2 separate regions of the Homo sapiens genome follow, and region 2 is linked to region 1. Evidence: chromatin loops called from intact Hi-C (ENCODE). Cell type or tissue: heart right ventricle. All regions are shown on one strand. Links, peaks and the distances in the headings refer to the core of each region. The heading gives the core; the rest is flanking DNA. Region 1 overlaps NLRC5 (NLR family CARD domain containing 5). Region 2 holds the start of PLLP (plasmolipin).

What was found. Peaks named below come from ENCODE experiments on the same cell type or tissue, not always from the same donor. Only the 100,000 strongest peaks of a DNase experiment are listed, where the experiment ranks them.
Region 2: a loop joins it to region 1, with 2.6 times the contacts of the local background. A loop is called at or near these places in 32 of 110 quality-filtered maps.

What each region holds. Positions count from the first base shown.
Region 1 is chr16:57,081,186-57,089,185 of GRCh38, reverse strand. It overlaps NLRC5 (NLR family CARD domain containing 5), which reads right to left. Exons shown (of 49, transcript NM_001384950.1): 48 at 7,576-7,659; 49 at 5,666-6,769. The coding sequence ends at 6,658. Among named protein-coding and RNA genes, the nearest start is that of CPNE2, 7.4 kb to the left of the region's middle. RefSeq lists an enhancer at 4,524-4,653. In heart right ventricle, for the core only: CTCF peaks have their summits at 4,561 and 4,767 (motif pointing left); a DNase peak (open chromatin) is centred at 4,745.
Region 2 is chr16:57,280,498-57,291,490 of GRCh38, reverse strand. PLLP (plasmolipin) reads left to right here and starts at 6,819. Exons shown (of 4, transcript NM_015993.3): 1 at 6,819-7,085. The coding sequence starts at 6,951. RefSeq lists silencers at 4,164-4,376, 6,626-7,035 and an enhancer at 7,080-7,741. In heart right ventricle, for the core only: no CTCF peak of the experiment used is centred there; no DNase peak of the experiment used is centred there; H3K4me3 peaks cover 2,032 bases; H3K27me3 peaks cover 1,297 bases.

The DNA of each region.
Region 1 (8,000 bases), core at 1-8,000:
CAAGAGAGGCAAGTGGAAGCGTTATCATCTGTTTCAGGCCCTTGCCTTGGGAGTCACATAATGTCACTTCTGTTGTAGTCACAGAGGGGTGTCACCGTCACATAATAGGAAGAGCATGTGGGACGGAAGATACTGTGATGGCTGTCTTTAGAAAATACCATGTGCCACAGGGGGTTGATATGGAAACATATCAGGATCCTTGAGGGATCCCCTCAAGGATCTCCTGGTTAGAGGCAGGTGTGGCTGACTCCATTGTCAAACCTCAGGCATGGAGTCATGGCCATGAGTTTGAATCCCAGCCGCTCAGCGGCTGCCTAGGTGAAATCACTCAATCCTCTGGCCCTTGCTCTCCTTCTCTGTAAAATAGGATAGACTTAGTATTTGCTTTATGGGATGGTTGTGAGAATCCAATGAGACAGAATTCAGTGAGACCGTAACGTGCCAGGCAAGTGTAGACAGCAGGGCTAGTGTATAATTGCTATTTTTTTGTTGTTGTTGAGACGGAGTCTCGCTCTGTCGCTCAGGCTGTAGTGCAGTGGCACGATCTCGGCTCACTGCAAGTTCTGCCTCCCGGGTTCACGCCATTCTCCTGCCTCAGCCTCCCGAGTAGCTGGGACTACAGGTGCCCGCCACCACACCCGGCTAATTTTTTGTATTTTTAGTAGAGACAGGGTTTCACCGTGTTGGCCAGGATGGTCTCGATCTCCTGACCTCATGATCCACCTGCCTCGGCCTCCCAAAGTGCTAGGATTACAGGCATGAGCCACCACACCCGGCCATATAATTGCTATTTTTTAAGTTCCAGGGTTGTGGTCACTCTGATGCAGGGACGGTCCCTTTCTAGGATCAGGATACCCAGACTTCTCCAGCCCTTCCAGACAACCTCAGACACCTCCCTCAGCTCTGACCCTGTGCTGAAGTATGTGTGGGTGTGTGTTGGGGAGTGGGAGGTGGAGGACTAAGGGTCCCATGAGGACCACTGATGCCTCTGGCCCCAGGCTCCTAACCAAGGGGTCCCCAGTTGGCCTTTCTTCCCTGGGGAAAGCTCCTCTACTGTTCTCTCCTTCCCAGGGCAAAGGTCTCTTTCTGGACAGCTAGGTTGGGGTGTGTGTGGGATGAGCCTCCAGGTGTGGCTTCCAAGGGCCAAGGGGAGGGTTCTTCACTGGGGTAATTGGGAGGCAGGACAAAGACCAGCAGTCCCTGGAACTTCCTGAGCCTTGCCCCGGGATGAGATGATCTTTTTTTTTTTTTTTTTTTTTTTTTGAGATGGAGTCTCGCTCTTTTTGCCCAGGCCAGAGTGCCGTGGTGCAATCTCAGCTCACTGCAAGCTCCACCTCCTGGGTTCGTGCCATTCTCCTGCCTCAGCCTCCCGAGTAGCTGGGACTACAGGCGCCCGCCACCACACCCAGTTAATTTTTTGTATTTTTAGTAGAGACGGGGTTTCACTGTGTTAGCCGAGATAGTCTCGATCTCCTGACCTCGTGATCCGCCCGCCTCAGCCTCCCAAAGTGCTGGGATTGCAGGCGTGAGCCACCACGCCTGGCCGAGAGATGATCTTTACCAAACCAGCCACTGAATGGTCTTTCCTGGAAGCTCTGGATGTGCCTAGAGTGCATCACAGGTCCTCAGGCCTAGCTTTGGCCATGAAGGGTAGGGTTGGGGGCAGAAGCAGAGCCCAAGAAGGGTGCACAGCCCTCCTGCCTTCCTGAGGGTCTCTCTCTCTCCAGGGAACACACAGACCCGCAGACCAGTTAAATCTCCAGTCCAGGACCACTCCAAAGTCACCCTTTCCTTTTGTTCCAGAGTTGGAGTCTGAGCCCCACTAAATACTCACTGTGTGACCTTAGGCAAGTCATGTTCTCTCTCTGTGTCTTGGTTTCCTCATCTGTAAAATAGAGGAGATTGTTGCTGTGATTGTTGGGCCTAGAGTACATCACAGCTGGCGATGCTCTACAGAAATAACCAGGCAGGGCAGGTGGCTGAGGATCCAGAACTCTCCCCAAGGGAGTGCAGAAATGAGCCATAAGATCATCTTTGCAGCTGAAGAACATAGGTCCTCGTGCCTAACCTCCTTTTGCTCATCCCCTTACTATACAGATGAGAAAACTGTGGGTGTCACAGGAGTGACCTGGGTTTGATTCCTGGTGCCACCAGTTACCAGCTTTGTACCTTTGGAAAAGTTAGGAAAAGTCTCTGGAGTTAGTGTCCCTCTCTGGGGAGGGAGGGTCATGGGATCCTCAGGACAAAATAAGGGGTGCAGGTGCAGGTGCAAAGGCTTGCCCAGCCTCTCCAAGAGACGGCATACTCCAGACCAGTGGGTCTCCACTGCGGCTGCACACTAGAATCACTCAGGGAGCTTTCTAAATACTCTTTTTTTCCCCCAAGACAGGGTCTTGCTCTGTCCTCCAGGCTGGAGTGCAGTGGCATGATCTTGGCTCACCGCAGCCTCCACCTTCTAGACTCAAGGGATCCTCCTACTTCAGCACCCCACCCCACCCCTACCCCCCGCCCCGAGTAGCTGGGACTACAGGTGCATGCTACCACGCCCGGCTAATTTTTGTGTTTTTTTGTAGAGACGAGGTTTCGCCATTTTGCCCAGGCTGGTCTCAAACTCCTGAGCTCAGGTGATCCTCCTGCCTCAGCCTCCCAAAGTGCTGGGATTATAAGCGTGAGCCACTGCACTCAGCCCAAATACTCCTTTTAAAAATAGTGATTTTTAAAAGCTTCCCAGGTGACTCTAATGTGCAGTCAGGGTTGCGATCCACTCATCTACAGTCTTGCTAAGCTAAGTATGGCCCAGCAACATGGCCATCACTTGGGGGCTTCTTAGAAATGCAGAATCCCAGGTGTCTGGGGCTGTCTGGAAGGGCTGGAGAAGTCTGGGTATCCTGCCCCAGACTTGCTGAACCAGAATCTGCATGGTGACAGGATCCTGACACCCTTACAATTTATGTAACTGCAGTTTTACAGCTTGGGAACCACTGGCTGGACAGATGTGTGTTTAGGGGAAGGATAGAGGAGGCAATTTGACAGCACCTGAGGCATGTGAAGGAGGCGAAGGGGGAGTCTGTGACTTCCATCAGAAAGATGGACATTCAGACACAATGGACTTTGGGGACTTGCGGGGGAAGAGTGGGAGAGGGGCGAGGGATAAAAGATTACAAATATGGTGCAGTGTATACTGCTCGGGCGCTGGGTGCACCAAAATCTCATGAATCACCACTAAAGAACTTACTCATGTAACCAAACACCACCTATATCCCAATAACTTATGGAAAAATAAAATAATAATAATAAATAAAACTAAAAAAGAAAGATGAACGTTCAATTTGTACAATTATAAGACTGAGGCCAAGAGACAAAGTAGTAAAAGGAGATTCTCCCCATCTTGCAGATAGACGCGGGTACTTACCAGCCTGATCGCATTCTCAGTGCGATGGCTCACATGCAGAGACGGGGAGCTTCCATTGGATCTTACTGCTTGCCACCCCATAACCTTGCTTTTCTTTGAATTTTATTTGTTTTCATGTATATATTTAAACTGAGCCTACTTTGGGGAGGAAGGGGGCAGGGAGGCTGTACTCCATCCGTGCTGGATAGAAAAACAGGCCGGGCATGGTGGCTTATGCCTGTAATCCCAGCACTTTGGGAGGCCAAGGCACGTGGATCACTTGAGGTCAGGAGTTTGAGACCAGCCTGGCCAACATAGTGAAACTCCGTCTCTACTAAAAATACAAAAATTAGCCAGGTGTGGTGGCGAACATCTGTAATCCCAGCTACTCAGGAGGCTGACGCAGGAGAATTGCTTGAACCCGGGAGGCAGAGGTTGCAGTGAGCCCAAATTGCAGCACTGCACTCCAGCCTGGGTGACAGAGCAAGACTCCGTCTCAAAAAAAAGAAAAAGAAAAAGAAAAATCAAAAAACGGTTAAGGCCTCCAAGCAGGCAGGTGGCAAGAGAGGAAGTTTCTTAATAAAATGAACAAGGCAATTTCACACCAACTTGATGTAGGCCCAGCCAGCTCTGCAGTGCCGCAATACTATGGTTTATTTCAGGGAAGCTGCTGAAAGTTTCTTGGAGTGTAGAATTTGGGCAGATATGAAGGGGGGAAAAGGCGAAGAGAGAAGTAAAATGGCTAAGCAGCAAATGAAAATAGTGTCCTTGAGCTCCGGGGTCCCCTGTCCCCCATGGCCAGGTGCCTCTGCTGGTATCCTCTGCTCCTTCCTCGGCCTTGGCTCCCCTGCCAAGCTATTTCCAGGCTTTGAGGGATTCATCCTTCATTCTTGGGCAAGGAGAGGAGGCAATGCAACCCCTCTAGTGTGAAGGTGATCTTGGGCACACTGAAGGCCAAGGTCAACTCGGCATCATGTCCCAGGAAAGGGAGACAGAATTTCGGACCCAGGGTTGCCTGGTAAACTTCTTGGATCCTCTTCCTGCCTACTTTTTCCCCCATGAGCAGGCTGACGGGCCCATTTGGTGCTAGGTGTGCCCTGACCCTGGCCCGGTAAGGGTGGCCCTGTGTGAAGTATGGGTGCTTGGCACTTGGCTGGAGGACTTTCTCCTCATGCTTGGCAGGGGGCCAGGAACAACCTGGAGGGCTGCAAAGGTCAAGGCCAAGCCACCCAGGTGATGTCACTGGTAGGCTGGGACATCCCAAGCTACTAGGCCGGGTGGGAACAGGCCCCAGCATCGCCTCCTAACTTCCTTCTGGGTCCCACAGTGGAGGAAGTTATCTCATGAATCGCCAGTGGGCTAGCCTGCCCTCCAGTGGTGCTCAGCTGTAACTGCACCACCCTCCCGACTTGGTTTTTCACAATGGGGTGGGAGGCTCCCCCTAAGATCAACTTGTTTTAACTACACGAGGGAGACAGGATGCTGATCTGTCATTTTGGGCATCTCTTCACGTCATATGATATTCGGCTATAAAAAGAGAGGAGAGCTAGGATAACTCGTTTTTGTTTTTTGTTTTTTTTGCCGGTAACTTTGCTCGTCTTGCTTTCCTGACCTCTCCAACAGTCTTAATGTGTGTCTGTGTGTTGTGGGGGTGGCTGCTAACCCACATACCTCAAAGACAGGTAGCAAAGGGTTAAGTCACATTCTATTCCATGCCTGTCTGACTTCCAAAGCCATGTTCCTCTGGTACAACATACCCATGCAAACTCTCTAGGCCAGGGTCAAAGAGCAGCAAAAAGTGGGGTCAGGTGGGGTGTCAAGACAATGGGGAGTGGTGGGGACTGCAGCAAGCTGAGGCATGTGTGCACATCTAAAAGGCACAGTCATGTGACTCTTCAGTGGGAGTGCTGGATTAGCACTTAAAAGCAAGCAGAATCTGAATTTTTATGTAAAATTCCCAATTTTGAATACTGACAATGAATTCAGAAAGTAGTTTCAATGTTATGCAAGTCAAACAAAAAATGTTTCTAACATGCTGAGCTTCTATAACACCCTCACGTTGCAGGCGAGGTCTGGAGAGAGGAGGTAACTTGCCCATGGCCACGTGACTAGAGACAAGTCCTGAGCTGGGAACCCATGTCTCCTGACTCCCAGGCCAGTGCTCCACTCAGCACACCTCTCTGTTGTTTGCGCTGCTGTCCAGTCCTTACGGCAGGGGGTGAACCACCTCTGACTTCAGTGGGGTAAGAGGAAACATTGGATTCACGCTAGACGTGGAATACCATTGTGTTTATTGATCAAGCCTGGCTTCGAGTGTGACAGAGCCATTCTTGGTTCTCCTTGGAAGTAACAAGAACACTGGGTAACATGTGAAGTGCATGGAGACTCACCTGAATCCCACCAAAGTAGTAGCTGGACCCAGTAGCCTAGCTTATTGTCTTGGCAGTGCCCCCTACCCAGTACCATTAGACCTGGCTTTGTCCCTTACATAGGACAGACTGGGCTTCTCCACTCCCGCCAGGCTGGCCCTACCTCCACCTGTCCTTGGAAGCTAGTATGTAAGTAAGGGAGGAGTCATCAAGTTTATAGATGGGTAGGCTGAGGATTGAGGCAGGAGGGGACTTAATGGCTGAGTCCCTGGCTTGTTCCAGAGCCCTGGCCCTTGAGCCCCTGGACTGGTCAGTGCATGGACACTCTCCCCTCCCAGCTCGGGCGGAAGACTTTTCCTGACTTAGCTGCTCCATACACACAATCTATAAATATGTATTTGCTTTAAAAATTAATAAATTAGATCTTGGGCCAGCCTGAGGTCATCTGGCCAGCCATGAGTCCTGTGACATGGACATTTGTCATGTGTCATATATAGACCAACAATCATGTATCCTGCTACTTGGGATGCCAGCACCCATGCCACAGAACACGTGCCACACTGACTTTCATGTAACGCCACATGTCAAGGGGTCACACTGCCACATATAACCGTACGTGTCATGCATTGTCATGACACCCTCATTGTGTGTCGCATGTCCCCAATTGATCACACATATCCCACGTAATGCAGGGTACTCCTTTGTCCAGACCCAGCTCCTGGTTCCCAAAAAAGTTCTCCCTGAGGACTGCAGCAGGACACACGTATCCTTCCTCCTGGGTGGAGTGCAGAGCGCCCTGCCGAGGCTCTTCTTTCCTGAGTCAATTATCCCAGTGGGCGAAAGGTGGATCATTTGGGTGCATCACTTGGCTGGATTCCAAAGGTCTTGAGGGGGCCATCAAGTACCCCAAGGGGCCTGGGGCTGGTTGTCAAAGAAGGCAAAGTCCAGCCTGGGCTCCTGGCTCTTCAGGTGCTGGGCCATGTCGCAGGGAATGGGGTTATTCCAGAGGCTGTGGGGCACAGATATAGGCACTCATTCATCCTCCCATCTTTGCCATCTGTCGTATCTGCAGATTGGGAGGCTGAGGCCCAAAAAGGTAGAGCTGTGCCTAGAGTTACCTGGCAGAGGCAGGTGTTAGACCAGCATAGCTGACCTAGGGAGAGGGTGTACCCCACACCTGCCTCCTGAGTCCTCCAACTCAACCTTCCTCCCTGGGAGATAGTGATGCCAGCTAAGGCCACACTCATATGACACATTTGTGCAAATAAGGAAAAGACCCTCTTTCTTCAAGATGTTTTACTTCCATCTGTCTGAAATTGTCATAATATATGATTTTGGTAGAACAAGGTACTTTACTCTCATCTGCTAGAAATCTAGCAGGTTGACAATGTGAATGGTGCCCCTTAGGTTTAATGCCCTTGTGCAGTGCACAACCTATACAACTGTATGTGATGGCTCTGATTATAGCTGCCATTTTAAGTGCTTACTATGTGCCAGGCATTGGGTTCAGTGCTTTATATGCTCATTTAGTCTTCACAACTCTCTGAGGTAGATACTATCAGTATCCCCATTTCACAGATGAGAAAATTGGGGTTCAGAGAGGTTGAGTTATGGCTACAAAGTTACACAGTTGGCAAGTGGCAGAGCTGGGGTTTGATCCAAGTCTGCTTGCTGCCAAATTCTTGGTGGAGTGGTCCAAGTCTCCTTTGATAATCCCCAGCCCAGGCCCTGCCGCCTCCTCCAGGGAGTCCCATTAGATCTGGGGGTTGGTGTAGCCTCCCACCCACCATCCCTGCCCCTGCAGGCCTCTGTTACCGGATGACTTGGATGCTAGACCCCTGGGCCAGTCCTTCAGCCAGGAGCCAGGCCCCCAAAGCTGTGATCTGATTCTTCTCCAGGCTTCTCAGTGGACAGTGAGGGGAGGGGAAAGAGAAACACGGCCATGAGAATGGGTGTGAGAGTTTCCTAGGTCCCTTCCTCAGGCCAAGGTCAGGGGACACAGTCTCCCACACTACCTTCTCAGGGAACCCAAAAGACAACAGGGGACTGGTGGCAGGTGCAGCAGGAAGGCTGAAGGCTAGAACCCAGGGGGAACTAAGCCTGGCAGGGGCTTGGAACAGGCCAGAGTGTGCAACTCAAGGAAGGGCTTTCTGGGAGGCAGGGGACTGACCCAGTGGCCTCTTGGTGTTCCCGGGATGTAGGTCCCCCTTTAGCCCGTCCCATTCCTCCCCCGGCCCCTC
Region 2 (10,993 bases), core at 2,994-10,993, 200 kb before region 1:
GACCATAAGGTCAGGAGATCAAGACCATCCTGGCTAACACAGTGAAACCCCATCTCTACTAAAAATACAAAAAAATTAGCCGGGCGTGGTGGCAGGTGCCTGTAGTCCCAGCTACTCTGGAGGCCGAGGCAGGAGAATCACTGGAACCCAGGAGGTGGAGGTTGCAGTGAGCTGAGATTGCGCCATTGCACTCCAGCCTGGGCAACAGAGTAAGAGTCCGTCTCAACAACAAATGGTAAAAATAAGTTAAAAATAAAAATAAAATAAAATAATTAGCTGGGCATGGTGGTACACGCCTATAGTTCTAGCTACTGGGGAAGTAAAACTGGGAGGATCACTCGGGCCCAGGAGTTCAAGACTGCAGAGGGACATGATCATGCGATTGCACTCCAGCCTGGGCATCAGAGTGAGACCCTGTGTCAACAACAATTGTCTTTTTTTTTTTTTTTTGAGACAGAGTTTTGTTCTTGTTGCCCAGGCTGGAGTGCAATGGTGCAGTCTCAGCTCACTGCAACCTCTGCCTCCTGGGTTCAAGTGATTCTCCTGCCTCAGCCTCCCAAGTAGCTGGGATTACAGGCATGCACCACCACACCCGGCTAATTGTTTTGTATTAGTAGAGACAGGGTTTCACCATGTTGGCCAGGCTGGTCTCAAACTCCTGAAATCAGGTGATCCGCCTGCCTTGGCCTCCCAAAGTGCTGGGATTACAGGTGTGAGCCACCACACCCAGCTACAACAACAATTGTAAATCTAATAGTGTAAATCCTTCAGTGGTTTAAGACCCAAGTGATCTGACTCTTGGCTGCCTGTTGAACCTCATCTCTCCCTATCTTCCCAACTCTTATCCCTCGGTGCTTCCTCAGAGATCTCAAAGTCTTCCCTGACTCAGGGCCTTTGCACAGAAGGCAGTTTTCCCTGCCTGCAATGTTCTTCTCCTGTCTGATTCTTGTTCATCCTCCAGGTCTCTGCTAAAATGTTTAGACCTTCCTTGACCCAGTTATCTAAATGACAACTCCCAATCCTCAGAATTACTCTCTCCCCTGGCTCCCTGCCCTTTTTCTGTGGTGACATCATCACTACTGGTGAGTTGCTATTTCTTGGTGGGTTTGTACATCTAGACTGTCTGTCTCCCCCACTAGACTCCTTGAAGGTGGGGGCCCTCATCACAGCTCACAGCTCCATCCCCAGGGCCTGGCACTCCCGAGGCACACACTAAACATCTGCTTCGTGCCTGAACCCCCACTGCTGAGTAGCTGAGTAGCTGGGGCCACAGCTGGGCAGGCCCAGTACGCAGTGGGGATAAGGTCAGAGCAGGGAACTTTTGTAGAACTGGAGAAAACTGAGGCAAGACATGTACTGCAGGTATCCCGTGTGGAGATAGGCTGCTCAGAGCCCGGGAAGGGGAGGCCGGTCCTGGCAGTAGACAGGCTGTCTGTCCCCCCACCCCATCCTAAGAATCCAGGACCCCGTGGCGCCAGCGGAGACTGTGGGTGGGCAGCTGGTTCCAGTCTGGGGACAGGTTCCTTCCCACTTTTTCTGACTGGGGGGCGAGTGAAGTTGGTTTGGGAGAAAATGTCAAAGTGAAAAACAGTGGAGTGATTCAGTCTTTTCAGTCTTGCTTGCTGCCATTTGAAAAGAATGAAAGTGGGATTAACAAAAAAAAAAAAACCCACAAAATCCAAACCAAAACCAAAACAAAAACACCCTACTGTTTTAGAATCTGCCTCAGAAACAATCATCTTTTTGTTTTCTGTGTCACAATAAAATTAAGGGCTCACCCGAGCTTTGTTCTGCACTTGGACTTGTCTGCAGAGAGGCTGGTCTCTGAGTAACAATTTTGCAGCTACCAAGAAGACTCCTCATTTCCAGAGCACCTACTGCAAGTGGGGTGCTGGGACAGGGGAAGGGGCTCAGGTGCATTGAGGGGAGGGGGTTGAACATCCCGTTGAGTAAAGGGTTAAGTCAGCATCAACCAGTGATATTTTTAAAGTGTTCATCAGAGCTTGTCTCTCGCCTGCTTAAAACACTCCAGGCCTTGGCCGGGCGCAGTGGCTCACGTCTGTAATCCCAGCACTTTGGGAGGCCAAAGCAGGCAGATCACGCGGTCAGGAGATCGAGACCATCCTGGCTAACACGGTGAAACTCTATCTCTACTAAAAATACAAAAAATTACCCAGGCGTGGTGGCGGGTGCCGGTAGTCCCAGCTACTCTTTGAGGCTGAGGCAGGAGAATGGCGTGAACCCGGGAGGCAGAGCTTGCAGTGAGCTGAGATCACGCCACTGCACTCCAGCCTGGGCGACAAAGCGAGACTCCGTCTCAAAAAAAAAAAACACTCCAAGCCTTAAAATAAAATGTTAGCCCTTCTCCATCATTGTGGTAGGCTGTATAATTGCCACTAAAAGATGTATCAGTGGCTCATGCACTTTGGGAGGTCAAGGCAGGAGGATTGCTTGAGCTCAAGTTCGAGACCAGCCTGGGCATCATGGTGAAACCCAGTCTTTACAAAAAATTGGTGAGTCATGGTGGCTCAAGGACCTGTGGTCCCAGCTACTCAGGAGGCTGAGGCAGGAGGATTGCTTGAAACCTGGAGGCGGAGGTTGTAGTGAGCCAGGATGGCACCACTGCACTCCAGCCTGGGCAACAGAGTGAGACCCTGTCTCAAACAAACAAACAGAACAGATCCTAATTCTTGGAACCTGTCCATTTTACCTTATAAAGTAAAAAGGTCTTTACAGATTAAGTGACTAAATTAAGATTCTTTTTCTTTTTTTTTCCTTTTGAAACAGGGTCTTGCTCTGTCACCCAGGCTGGAGTGCAGAGGCAAAAACATGGTTCACTGTAACCTCAACCTCCTGGGGCTTAAGCAATCCTCCCACCTCAGCCTCCTAAGTAGCTGGAACCACAGGTGTGCACCGCCACGCCCGGCCAATTTTTTTTTTTTTTTTAGAGACAGGGGTATTTGCTGTGTTGCCCAGGCTGGTCTCAAACTCCTGAGCCAAACCCATCCTCCTGCCTTGGCCTCCCAAAGTGCTAGGTTTACAGGCATGAGCCACTGCGCCCAGCCTCAAATTAAGATTCTTTATTTGAGGAAAACTATTCTGGAGTATCTGGGTGGCCCTAACACAATCACAAGTGTCCTTATAAGAGAGGCAGAGAGAGATGTTATACATACAGAAAAGGAGGAGGCCATGTGACGTAGGAGGCAGAGACAGGGTTGATGCAGTCATAAGTTGAGGAATGCCAGCAGGCCCCACCAGGGTTGGAAGAACAAGGATGGGATTCTCCTCTAGACTCTGCAAAGGGAGCATGACCCTCAGGACACCTGATTTTGGCTCTTCCCAAATTTTGGAAGATTTTGGCTCAGTGAAACTGATTTCAGACTTCTGGCCTCCAGGACTACAGGAGAGTAAATTTCTGGGTTTTCTTTTCTTTTTTTTTTTTTGAGACCGTGTTTCACTCTTGTTGCCCAAGCTAGAGTGCAATGGCTCAATCTCAGCTAACTGCAACCTCCGCCTCCCGGGTTCAAGTGATTCTCCTGCCTCAGCCTCCTGAGTAGCTGGGATTACAGGCGTGTACTACCACGCCCAGCTATTTTTTTGTATTTTTAGTAGAAACAGGGTTTCGCCATGTTGGCCAGGCTGATCTGGAACTCCTGACCTCAGGTGATCCACCTGCCAAAGTGCTGGGATTACAGCCGTGAGCCACCGTGCCTGGCCAAATTTCTGTTGTTTTAAGTCACCAAGTTAGAGCAGCCACAGGGCACTAATACAGTCCTCTAAATAGCCTGTGTGATCCGGCCCTGGCCCGTGTTGCCAATCTCACCCTTACTCACTTGGCTCTAGCCCTACCAAGGACCTTTTTCTGTTCTCAAAACTGGTCCAGCCTCAGGGCTCCTGCACTTATTAAATTCTTCCCCCAGAATTCCCAAGGCTAGCCCCTACTCATGATTTGGGTCTCTGCATAAATGTCACCTCTTCCCACAGGTCTTCCTTGACCACCTTAACCCAGAAATCACCTGTGGGTGACTCTGTGTCACATTCCCCCATTTTACTTTAGTCACAGCGTTTGTCACTATCTGAAAGTATTATTCCTCCCGGGTTTATTACTTCTCATCCCCACCAGACAGTGGGATCCAACGACTGAAATCCTATCATTTGTGGCAACACAGATGAACCTGGAGGACATCATGTGAGTGAAATAAGCCAGGCATAGAAAGACAAACACCACGTGGTCTCTCTCATATGTGGAATGAAATAAAGAAGTTGATCTCGGCCAGGTGCAGTGGCTCACGCCTGTAATCCCAGCACTTTGGGAGGCCAAGACAGGTGGATCACCTGATTTCAGGAGTTTGATACCAGCCTGGCCAACATGGTGAAACCTTGTCTCTACTAAAATTACAAAAAATTAGCTTAGCGTGCTGGCGGGCGCCTGTAATCCGAGCTACTCAGGCAAGAGAATTGCTTGAACCTGGGAGGCGGAGGTTGCAGTGAGCCGAGGTCGCGCCATTGCACTCCAGACTGGGCAACAAGAGCAAAACGCCATCTCAAATAAATAAATAAATAAATTGATCTCATAGTAGAGTAGAATAGTGGTTACAGGAGGCTGGGGTGTAGTGGGAGGATACAAAGAGGTTGGTTAACAGGTACAAAGTTACAGTTAGGGCTGGGCATGGTGGCTCACACCTGTAATTCCAGCACTTTGAAAGGCCAAGGCGGGTGGATCGCTTGAGGCCAGGAGTGCGAAACCAGTCTGGGCAACATGGAGAGACCCCATCTCTACAAAAAAATTTAAAAAAATTAGTCAGGGCTGGGCCCAGTGGCTGATGCCTGTAATCCCAGCCCTTTGGGAGGCCAAGGTGGGCGGATCACAAGACCAGCCTGGCCAACATGGTGAAACCCAGTCTCTATTACAGATACAAAAAATTAGCTGGGCATGGTGGCTCGAGCCTGTAATTCCAGCAAGACTCCATCTCAAAAAAAAAAAAAAATTAGTTGGGCATGGTGGCGTGCACCTGTAGTCCTAGCTACTAGGGAGGCTGAGGTGAGAAGATCACTTGAGCCTAGGGGTTGGAGGCTGCAGTAGGCTATGATCATGCCACTGCCCTCCAGCCTGGGTGACAGAGTGGGACCTCGCCTCAAAATAAATAAAAGTAAAAAGAAAAAAATACCAATATTGTACATTTCTTTTCTTTTTTTGTTTTTGTTTTTAGATGGAGTCTGGCTCTGTCACCCAGGCTGGAGTGCAGTGGCATGATTTCAGCTCACTGCAACCTCTGCCTCCCTGGGTTCGAGTGATTCTCCTGTCTCAGCCTCCTGTGTAGCTGGGACTACAGGCACCCACCATCATGCCTGGCTAATTTTTTTGTATTTTTGTAGAGACAGGGTTTTGCCATGTTGACCAGGCTGGTCTCAAACTCATGACCTCTGGTGATCTGCCTGCCTTGGCCTCCCAAAGTGCTGGGATTATAGGCGTGAGCCACAGCGCCTGGCCCTAATATTGTATATTTCAAAATATGGTAGCTAGAAGTGGGGATTTTGAATGTTCTCACCCCAAAGAAGCCATAAATGTATGAGGTGATGGATATGCTAAGTACCTTGATTTGATTTTTTTACACAACGTACACAGGTACCAAAACATCACATGGTACCCCATATTTAGGTACAATTATAGGTTGCCGAAAAAGTAATTGCGGTTTTTGCTATACTTTTATATGCAAAAACCGTATAACTTTTGCACCAACCTAATATTACATGTCAGTTAAAAACAATTTTTTAAGTGGCTCTCTTTTTAAGTGGGTATTTGGGAAAAAAAAAATGTGGGAGCCAAGAAGGCCTTGTCTACTTCGTTTCCTGCTGTATCCACAGGGCCTGGCATGTAGTAGGTGTTCAGCAAACATTGGTTGATGAATGCATGATGACCTATCTGTGCAAACCTCTAGGCTCAAGAGGTGTGTGTGTGTGTGTAAGTATTTTAGGGTGCATGTGTGGCAATGAAACTGTATATGACCTCCCATCTTCTGAGTGACCCCTCCTCCCTCACGCTGTCAGGAGCTTTCTGGGGAATATTTCATTTATTCCCTACAACGCTCTGTGAGGCAGGTTTCCTTCGTATCTATATGACAGACGAGGAAACTGAGGCTCCGCGATCATCTAAGTTATATAAAATATGTTCAGAAGTGAAAACAGCATTAATAGGCAGAAAAGGACCTCCCCCTTCTACCGCTTACCCACCGCTTACCCAGACCCTCCCCTTCCCCGCGCTGGGTCTCCCAGGATTCTTCTTTACTTTCTTTTCTATAAAATACAGACGGGGGGAGGGGGGGCGTCTCACTGTGTTACCCAGGCTGGTCTCGAACTCTTGGCCTGAAATTATCCTTTCACCTTAGCCTCCCAAAGTGCTGCGATCAGAGGCAGGAGCCACCGCATCCAGCCTTCTCCCGGGACTCTTCAAGAGTCGCTGCGCCGGGGCCTAGGCCGAGGGTGCACAGCGCGTAGAAAGCGCCTGGGAGAGCGGTGTCCCCCGCGAGCTACCACAAGTTTATCCCTAGGCGCGGAAGCTACCACGGCCTGGGCGAGAGCCGGGAAATTCCCAGCGGGCGGCTTGCCCCGGGGGAGGCCGGCGAAGCGGTCTAGGCTGGTGCTGGCGGAGCCGATTCACGGACCCGGGGTTGTTTACTGGTCCGGGGAGTGGACGCGGCTGCCCACGAACCGGTCGCGGCTGGGGCGGCGGCGGCGAGCAAAGGGTTAAGGGGGCGGCCCCGGCGGCGGGGGCGGAGCCGGGATCTCGGCCGCACCTGGCGCCCCAGGCTCCCAGCCCCGACGCCTCCTGCAGCGCCTGGAGCCACACAGGGATCCGGAGCCTGGGGGAAAAGCGGCGCGGGAGCCGGCACCCACCGCTGGAGGGGCGGCGACGGCGGCCGTAGCGACCTCGGGAGGCAAGCGGAGCCGCCATGGCCGAGTTCCCGTCGAAAGTTAGCACGCGGACCAGCAGTCCTGCGCAGGGCGCCGAAGCCTCGGTGTCGGCGCTGCGCCCGGACCTGGGCTTCGTGCGCTCCCGCCTCGGGGCGCTCATGCTGCTGCAGCTGGTGAGAGCACGCGCGGGCCCACGGGGTTGGCCGGGGGCTCCCGGTCCGGCCAGGATGGGTGAGGGACTCCGGCGCTGCGTTCATTTTTCGCGAACCTTGCGCTCCCCACCCGGGCTCACACTGTCACCGACGCGCTGCGCGTACCCCTAGGGCGCTTCCCGCACGGACGCCCCCAAGATCGCCCTGCATCCCTCTCACCACGACACTACCCCGTGGCCGTCGCTGCGAGCGTGAGCACCCTGCACCGTGTACAGAGTGCCCACTGCCCGTGCCCCATCGTGCCCCCTCCAAGGTGGTTACCAGCGGCCACAGAAGCCCCCACCGGAGCCACAGTCACTGCGCACAACCCGCCAACCCTTCCCAGCCCTCCCTTCCCTCCTCTCTCTTTTTCACCCCTCTTTCTGCCCGGACAGTGCCCCCAGCCCTCTAGGGAACCCAGTCTGAGGCAAAGTCCACTCTCTGACCACCTTCTGTCCCGCTCCCAGCGGCTCCGGGTGGCCGCACCCATGAACATTCCTCATCTAATCTAGAGGGCACATCCGACTCCCCAACACGCACACTCAGGCACTACCCTGTGGGCGCCCGCGCGGGAGCCGGGCTCTTCTAGCTTTCTCTGGGTGACCCGCCAGGTTTCAGCCGGTTTAGCCAGCCCCACGGGACCGAGATATCGCTGGAGGGAGGGGTTTGTGGGTAGCCAGGGGCAAGACTCCTACTCTCTCCCAGACCCCTGTACAGACCCCAACTGAGGCGGACCCATGGGAACATCCTCCACTCCCACACCAGCCACAGGCCCGGATGTTAGCTTCTTCCTCTGCCACCCTTTCGTGAGGGTCTGGAAGCTGGGTGGGTGCCCTGGGTGGGTGAGGGCCTGATACATTTTCAGAGGACTCAGGTGGAATTGGAGTTGGGCCAGGACCTGTATTTCTTAGCAATCCAGCGAGTGGACATTTCCCATTGTCTCCTATTGCTGGGTGCTAGCGCTGCTGCGAGGCCCAAGCTAGAGGGCAGGGTGGTTGCTTTGGTGCCAGACCCTGGGCTGAGGTCCAGTCTCCCTTCCCTGACCTCTCCAGGTGCGGGCCCACCTCTACCTGGGTCAGTGCTATCTCATTTCAGGATTTCTCAGATCTCTGTGGGCCCCCTCCCCAACCTCTGAATCTCCTGGCGGGTTTGTTTAAAATTTAGATTATTGGACTCCACCCCCGGAAAAAAATGTGCAATCGGAATTTGAATCTCAGGAAGTACAGCCAGAAATTCATTTTTAACAGTTCTCCCAGAGTTTTTTGTTTGTTTCTCTTTTGGGGGGTGGGGGAGAAGGGGAGAAGATTCTGTCTTCTGAGGGAAGAGGTCTAGTTCCTGGAATCATTTAATTCTGCAGATGGGGAGAGCCACTGACCCCGCCACCGCTAGAATGCTCTGCTCTGGGCTGGTTGTGAGGGGCACAGCCATGAGCAGCTGCCTGGCTGCCCAGGGGAGAGCCAGGTGGGTGTGAGAAGTGGTGCGAAAGGGCAGAGGAGAAGGAGAGCAATTTCACGACCAGGAAGGCTTGTTGGAGGAGGTGGTTTTTGAGCAGAGACTTCACTGAAATCTGAGGCAGACGCAGGGAAAGGGTGTTCCAAGGGCAGGGAACAGTGTGAGCCAAGATGTGGTGATGAGAAAGTTGAATTAATTTGCAGGGAGTAGCCAACAGGTTGGTGGTGCTGGAGTTGAAGCACTTGTTTCTGGTGTGGACAGAAGCCAAGGGCCTTGTGTAACTTCTGCGAGCTACAGGGTCTAGGTTCTGTTGGTGGCCTTAAGAGGTTTTGGAACAGAAGAGGGATCTTGCTGGGTGGAGGATGATGACTGGCAAGATCCCTGTGAGGGATCCCTCAGCATCCCTGGTGAGGTGGATCCTGAGGCTGGCCCCTGATGGACAGGAGGATTGCTTGTGGCCAGAAGTTCAAGACCAGCCTGGGCAACATATTGAGACCCTGTCTCTACAAAAAAAAGGAAAAAAAAAATAGCCAGGCATGGTGGTATGCGCCTGTGGTCTCAGCTACTTGGGAGGCTGAGGTAGGAGGACCCCTTGTGCCTGGGAGTTTGAGGCTACAGTGACTTTGATCGCACCACTGCACTCCAGCCTGGGTGACAGAATGAGACTTTGTCTCAAACAGACAAACACACACACAAAAAAAAAAAAAGAAAAGAAAAAAGAAAGAGACTAGCAATAGGGGCAATAGGGGGAATGGAAGGCATTGGAGTAAGAGGAGGATGTTGCTGCTGTGGGCCGCAAGGGTCTTGGTAGCTTCCTCTAGGGCAGGCTTGTGTTCCTGATTGGGGTTGGGATGGGTGGGGGCATCCCCTGTGGCCTCAGCAATCCAGCCCTGCGCATCTGGGTCCCATTACACAGACGTAGACATTGAGGTCTAGTTAGAAGGACTTGCCAGGAGTCCTGTAATAGAGCTTGGCACTTGGGTCTCTTGACTCTCAGGGACTGGGTGTGAGGGAAGTGGGCTCCTTTTGCTCCCTACCTGCAGTGCCTTTGAGGGGATGAGGGTCTTCCATCAGAGTTCTGAAAATGACCTGCACATTTTAGTGCCTTAGAAATCTGCTTGTTGGGGCCAGGTGTGGTGGCTCACGCCTGTAATCCCAGCACTTTGGGAGGCCGAGGTGGGCAGATCACGAGGTCAGGAGACGGAGACCATCCCGGCTAACAGGGTGAAACCCCATCTCTACTAAAAATACAACAAAATTAGCCTGGCATGGTGGTGGGTGCCTGCAGTCCCAGCTACTCGGGAGGCTGAGGCGGGAGAATGGCGTGAACCCGGGAGGTGGAGCTTGCAGTGAGCCGAGATGGCGCCACGGCACTCCAGCCTGGGAGACAGAAAGAGACTCCGTCTCAAAAAAAAAAAGAAATAAAAAAAAAATCTGCTTGTTGGAGAAGCTGCATCCTGAGCTGTTTCTCTGGCAACAGGTAGTTCCACTGGGTCTGAAATGGGATATGTGGGGGTTAATCCAACAGGCACCACCATCTGCTGGGAAGCCATGGTAGCTCCCATCTATCAGGCCAGCACTAGGCTCAGGCCCTTTGCCAAGGCCTTTAGATCTTCTTAGTCGGCCCCATTTTAGGTGAGAAAACTGAGGCTCAGAGGCCAGTTCTTTGCCCAAGATCTCACAGCCCTCCTCCACAGGAGTGATTTTTCTGACTTTTCTGGCCTATGGTCTTAATGACCACGTGTGGCTTTGCTGCTACCTTCCCAGGATCTGTCATTATGGAGGGAGTGGTGGGGACCCTGGGCCCACAGCCTGCTTTCCAGGAGCTCTTGGTCAGTGAGAGAGGTGCCCAGAGGATGTGCTTCTCCCAGAGGGATCAGAGAAGGCTGCATGGAGCAGGAAATAAATGAGAAAATGGAAGCTAATTCTCCATCAAACCCTTCTGTTTCCCAGGATTTGATGAATGTTCCTGGTATGGTGGGAGGAAGGGGAGGTGGGTAGAAAGGCTCCCAGCTCCTGGAGAAGGAGATACACTTTTCATTCGGTATCAGAATGTGTCCTGAAGAACCAATCTCAGTATTCTTCACAGATGTCTGGTGGTGTTCATTGATTTATCACTATCGTTATTCCTTGTAGATTCAGAAAGAACACCAGATGGAATATGATATTAAACCACATAAGACAGAAGAGTTAAAGCGATGTATCTTTAAAAGCTGGTGGTGTGGAGGGGAGAATTGACTTGCAGCAAGTTTAAGGCTGTTGATTATTTGTTGAACTTCCTAGCAGCCTAGGCAAAAAGGGAAACATGAAGAATCTATGCAGATAGCGTCTAAAAAAGGAGGCAGGTCTTTGTTTTGTTTTGTTTTGTTTTCTCTTGCCAATGGATTCATGTCACAAGGCAGGCAAGTTTGATCTACAGATAACTCTTTTGGTTTTAA